Regions from separate parts of the Mus musculus genome. Here region 2 is linked to region 1. A link is a contact called in ENCODE Hi-C or POLR2A ChIA-PET data. All regions are on one chromosome and are shown on one strand. The core of a region is the stretch at or near the end of the contact, and the rest is flanking DNA. Distances in the headings are between cores, read along the strand shown. Region 1 holds the start of Uvssa (UV stimulated scaffold protein A). Region 2 holds the start of Tmem129 (transmembrane protein 129).

Region 1 (2,700 bases), core at 125-2,624:
AAAGACATTTTCCAACTCCTGAGATCACACAGCTGCTAAGCCTGGCAACTTCCGTTTGAGTAGTGGAACCCACATGGTGGAGAGAACCACCTCTCAGAAATTGTCCTGATCATACTAGGGAGGGTCCCACCTTCTAACCCCCCAATAAAAAAAAATGTAATAATATCTTAAAGACATTTCATTCTCTTTAAATTTTGGGGGTGGGATGGGTGGGGGCAATCTGTGCATGTAAAATGAGAAACTACAGTCCACGATCAATCTCACGAGTGTATGAGGACTGGGACCTGCCAAGAGGTGGTGGGAAGAGCTCAGATTCCAAACATCACAAGTTGAGTTGCCAGATCCTCACATATTGAACACAACACAAATGAACGGGGGAGGGGGGGGGAGGGGACGGACGTGTCGGGGGAGTCCAGTTGACTTTGTTCACTGACCCGGATTCAGGGAAGGGTAGGTAAGTGGGTGGGACAGTAGGCACACCATGCTTTTAACAGTCTAGTCCAGAAGCTCAAGACCGTCCTGCAGGACACACAAACTGGCTGAATGCCCGCTCTATGGGTGCAGACCCGAACCCCAAACCGGATACACAGGGAGACCGGTGTATGCTTCTCCTTTGCTAAGCGAAGCAGGAGCTGACAGCGGAAAGGCAGAGCGAGTTGTGAGCCGGCTAAGGCGGCAGTATCCGGGGTCTGTGCGTTCAAGAGTTGGGCTGAAGCAGCGTGAGGTTGGTAGAGGCCAGAGTCCTGAACACTGTGAAGCTGTAGGAAGGGAGCAAGCAGCTCTAGCCGAGAGCTGACATATCTTCTACAATCATCTACGTTGAGACTGAACTGACATTTTAAAACATCCAATCAGTGCAACCACCACTACCCCAGGGCAGCCTTGCAACGGTGCCTCCCACCATAGCCTGTCCTGGGGTGGACAACTGACCCGGTCAGGGAGGCGGGCCGACCCTTCCCAACCGGACTTGCGCCCAGATTCCCTTCTGAGCTTTCTTAGCAGATATACAGAGGCTGTACATAGGCCGCGAGCCTCCTGGTGGCCAGAGAACTGATCCCCAGATCAAAACTTCTTTCTGCACCTCAGTCTCATACTCCTGACCCAAAGCCACCGCCCCTTTAAGAACTTGCCGGGCCCTCCCGCCTCCTTTTTCTCGCGCTTAGTTCTTCTCGATCTGCCCCGCCCCCTGGAGGAGCGTTGCGTCACCGCGTTGCCGCGTCCTCGCGCCTGCGCTGTGGAGCCGCTCCAGGCAAATGACGGAGACGGGTGGCTGCCTCATCTGAAAGGGACTGGACCAGAGCGGGCGCGTCGCGGTGACTTCCGCTCCTGCGCCGCGGGTCTTCGCGAGTGTGTGCCCGCTGCTCTCTGGGGCCTGTAACAGAGAGAGCTCTGTCTACACCGGAAGGGGTGGGCGAAACAAGCTGCTGCATCCTGCGGGCCGTGTCACCGGGGCTGAGGGACGCTGGTACTACGTCTCCTGAGGCAGCGAGTGCGGCGGACTGAGGGTCGTGGCTGGTCAGATTCTCGGCCCGCAGGGTCGGATCAGTCGCCCCCGCAGTTGTCCAGAGACTGTCGCTTGCAGAGAGCGAGTTTCTTGTGCGGCCAGTTTGCTTAAAATTTAGTGACATTTCCCCTTAGCCCGCGGTAACGTCACCCACACAGCTGACCGAAGACTGCCGGAGTTAGTCTCATCTTTAAAACCTTAGCTAATTATCACCGAAGGGCTTGATGGCCTTCCGTGGGAATGTGGTGGCTAGCCTTCTTCGCCTGGGAGACAACCTACAGAGACACCCTAGGGCCTTTGCCGTAATCCCCAGTATTTGGAGTCCCCCATAAACTTAAAACTAAGACCGTGAAGTATTTATTGTATGTTAACTCAGCATCTCCGCGTCCCTTGTTTCTAGATATGGATCAGAAACTTTCACAGTTGATAGAGGAGCTCACAACTTCAGGAGAATCCCAACTCAATGCTCAGAAAATGAAGGAACTGAAGAAAATTTGCAAGTATGTATTGAGGCTAAATGTGCCAATGTCCCCTGAGCACCCACACCGTGGAGATTGTGGACCCTCTGCCCTCTTGTACACCTCTGCCACCTCCTGCATTCACTACCTAGGAAGGAATTATCTGATCACCAGGGCATGGTGGCATTTGCCTGTTGTGAGGTAGAGTTGGGAGTAGCATGAGTTCCCCGCAGCTTGGGCTACATAGTAAGGCCTTGTCTCAGGAACCACTAAAGGATTTCTGGGGCTGTAATCCTGGTGTACCTGGGTCCAGAATGTCGCGCAAACTCTGAACTTGGTGCCTCTGACGATTTCTGTAAGGTATAAAGCTATCACACTATGTCAGTAAAAGTAGATCCTCTTCTTTTCCGTTGGAGTAAAGAGTTCATGATTGGGTCAGTGGCTCTGGCCTCCCCACCCCCGCCCCACCCCCAGGGATGCTCAGGAGCCCCAAGCATGCTGTCCCCAAGCAAACTGTACCACTGAGCTACCTATTATTATCATCATCATCATCATTATTATTATTATTATTATTATTATTATTATTTCTCCTTCTCCTCCTCCTCTCCCTCCTCCTCCTCCTCCTCCTCCTCCTCCTCCTCCTCCTCCTTCTTCTTCTTCTTCTTCTCTCTCTCTCTCTCTCTCTCTCTCTCTCTCTCTCTCTGACAGATTCTCATGTAGCCCAGGTTAACCTCTTTA
Region 2 (2,700 bases), core at 59-2,558, 280 kb after region 1:
CCCTGAGTGACTTGTGCTTATTAACTTTGGGTTCCTTGTTCTGGTATGGGAGTGCCCACTGGACAGCCCTTGGTCAGGAGTCCTGCCTTAGAGCCCCACACTCTTGATATGCCTTGCAGTGTACTAACTAGGTCTCCAAACCAAACTACATGACCATGCCAACTCCATCTCCAGTTCTCCAAAGGAGTCCTCTCCACCCTCCTTCTTCTCAAAACAGATCTGAGTGTTTCTATTACCACACCTGCCTCTGCCTCTCTGGAGCCTAAGCAGCTGCTTCACACCAATCATTCCTGTGCCCAGAGCTGCAAGTATGACAGACAAGCAGACATGTGTTCTCCCAGATCTATCTTTCCCTGTCCCTGTAGCTTCCAAAGGTCTCCTTCATCTGGATCCCAGACTTCAATCACTGCTATATTCCAGCAGTTTCCCCAACCTTTCCTCCAATCAGCCAACAGATGGGCCTCTCCGAGGTCCCACTAGCACTTGGGGCACCACATACCATGGCCTTGGACAGGGCCATAGACCTAGCCCGGCAAAGGAAACGCTCCATTAACATTCCCAACCTTGACCGTCTTCATCTCTGCCTGCTCTTCTTACACCCACCTTCCCCTGGGATCTCTCCAACCCCTGTTGTAATGAAATCAACAGGAGCTCTTTCCTATAGAAATCGTCCAACATAGCAAGCAGGCTGAACGATTCTGCACTCCAGCCGCAGTGATGTCAAAGACTGGAGCTTAGCCCCACCCGAGCACCACTCGCAGGACAGCGCCAGGGCCGCCGCCTCCCAACTGGAAGAGCGTATGGTGCTCTAGAGCGCTCAGCTCACAGCCAGGGCTGCAGAGATCCCGCTTGCTTGTTCATGATCTTGACCGGCTTCTGCTCCAGTTCCTCACCCTTGGAGTCTCCAAGCGCCCGGTTAAGCGCCAACCACCGGCCGGCACACAGGAGGCTCACCTAACGGCAGCAGTGAGTGACACAGTAGTGTGGCGGAAGTGCGGCGAAGGTGGTAAGGTACGAAGGCGGCGTCCTCGCTGCCCAGCCAGCCCGACAACAGATTCTGCACTGTGAGCCCGGCCGAGTAGAACTCGTTGGGCGTGAACACGAAGCACACTGCGAAGACCAGGTAGGCCAACGTGAAGGTCACCTCAGGGCTGTCCATCCCGCCACCGCTCACTGGGCCGTGCAGAGGCAGGAGAGTCCAGTTCTGGACAGTTGGTTTGTTGCCGCAGCCACCGCCGTCAGATCGCCCGCGGGGCACTCTGGGAAACGGAGTCCAAGTCCGGCTACTGGCGGGGCATCCTGCGAATCTGAGCGCCTCCTGTCCAGGCACCCGCAAAGCATTCTAGGAAATGGAGTCCCCTCCTCAGGCTGCCCGCGGGGCACTGTGGGAGACAATTTCCCTGTTGGGTTGACCCGAAGGGCACCCTGGGAGTCAGAGTCTCGCGAGGCCGCCCCCGGCATTCTGAGTGGGGAGTTCTCGGACCCTACGCTGACCCACAAGCTGTGAGCCGCCCAGACACCCCCCGTAAGGGTTCAACTTCTCCCTTACAAACAGCTCGGAGGAGACACTGCAACTGGGTCCATTTAACAGCTGAGAAAAACCGAGCCAGGGCGAACTGGTTTCCAACCGCATTCGCGGCCGACCATGAGATTTTCTGGGCCATGATGGCTCTCACAGTCACTGGCTACCAACAAGCCCTCTCGGCCCCCGATGCTAGACCACAGTTCCCATACGCCCCAACGCTCCCACTGTGCCCTCAGTCCCGGAAGCGGAACTCCCTGCGCAAGAAGGGCGGGACCAGTATGGCTTGCAATTGGCCACAGGTGGCTCTACGGAAGCCTCTTCTCCAACGCGCTGATTGGCTGTGGAACGCCAACTTTCGGTATTTGAATCTGGGGCGGGCGTAGCGGACGACGTTCCGGGACTGCGAGAGCGGACCTTGTTGGGGTTCCTTCGGCTGGGTTTCTCCTGCTCCGTTTTCTTAGCGCGAAGCGGGCACGGCGCTCCTCCCTTGCGGTGGGCGTCCGCGCGGGCCCAGGGCTTGGCAACCGTAGTCAGGTAAGGGAAACGGCGATTTTTTATTTCCCTCGGGCGCAGGGTGGGGATCAGCCCCACGGAACTTGATTCCTGCGAGCTGAGTTACCGTTCCTGTCTTCCGCAGCTTCGCTCTCTCCCTTTGTTGAGGACCCACCCCTCACTCCAGCCTCCTCTGTTCTAAACTCAGGGGATGCACCTAGCCTCCTAGGCAGGACAGGAACCTGCCCGTGGGCTGGGCTTTGCAGGCCGGCCTGCCAGTGATCTCGGTCTGACCCAGTTGATGGCCTCCAAAGAGGCCGTGCTGGTTCCTGTTCTGGTCGAGCGTGTCGTGTAGGAGAATCGCGTCTCAGAGCCAGGGACATCCGTCGCCCCAAGTCTCTTACTCCATCTTTTCTGCGAAACTATTCTGTCTGTCGTCTGTCTTCCTGAACCCAGGGATATTTCTTGTTCCTGGGTCTGTGCCTCTAAGTCCTCCTTCCGTACAGCCTGACCACAACTTCAAAATAAATGGCTTCTCTTGGAAACGCTTTCTTTCCAACTCCAGATGGTCCTGATAAGTTTCCCTTCTCTATTGCATCCTTCTCTGAACAGAGTCCTTTAAGGCTAAGGCCTTTTTCCTCAACTTTAGCTACCAGAATGACCTCATGCCTATACCTATACAA

What was found. Hi-C counts contacts between places; a loop is a spot of excess contacts on that map. ChIA-PET counts read pairs that join two places held with the same protein, here RNA polymerase II (POLR2A).
Region 2: a loop to region 1 is called in a map of left cerebral cortex, with 13 times the contacts of the local background. The contact joins the promoter of Tmem129 here to the promoter of Uvssa in region 1. A Hi-C loop is called at or near these places in 1 of 37 maps with a recorded cell type or tissue (left cerebral cortex). POLR2A ChIA-PET finds 5 or more read pairs at or near these places in 3 of 5 experiments (Patski and embryonic stem cell).

Annotation. Positions count from the first base shown.
Region 1 is chr5:33,377,322-33,380,021 of GRCm38, forward strand. Uvssa (UV stimulated scaffold protein A) reads left to right here and starts at 1,375. Exons shown (of 14, transcript NM_001081101.2): 1 at 1,375-1,681; 2 at 1,905-2,004. The coding sequence starts at 1,907.
Region 2 is chr5:33,656,669-33,659,368 of GRCm38, forward strand. Tmem129 (transmembrane protein 129) reads right to left here and starts at 1,309. Exons shown (of 4, transcript NM_026698.3): 1 at 955-1,309. The coding sequence starts at 1,159. It overlaps Tacc3 (transforming, acidic coiled-coil containing protein 3), which reads left to right and starts at 1,460. Exons shown (of 15, transcript NM_001040435.3): 1 at 1,460-2,059.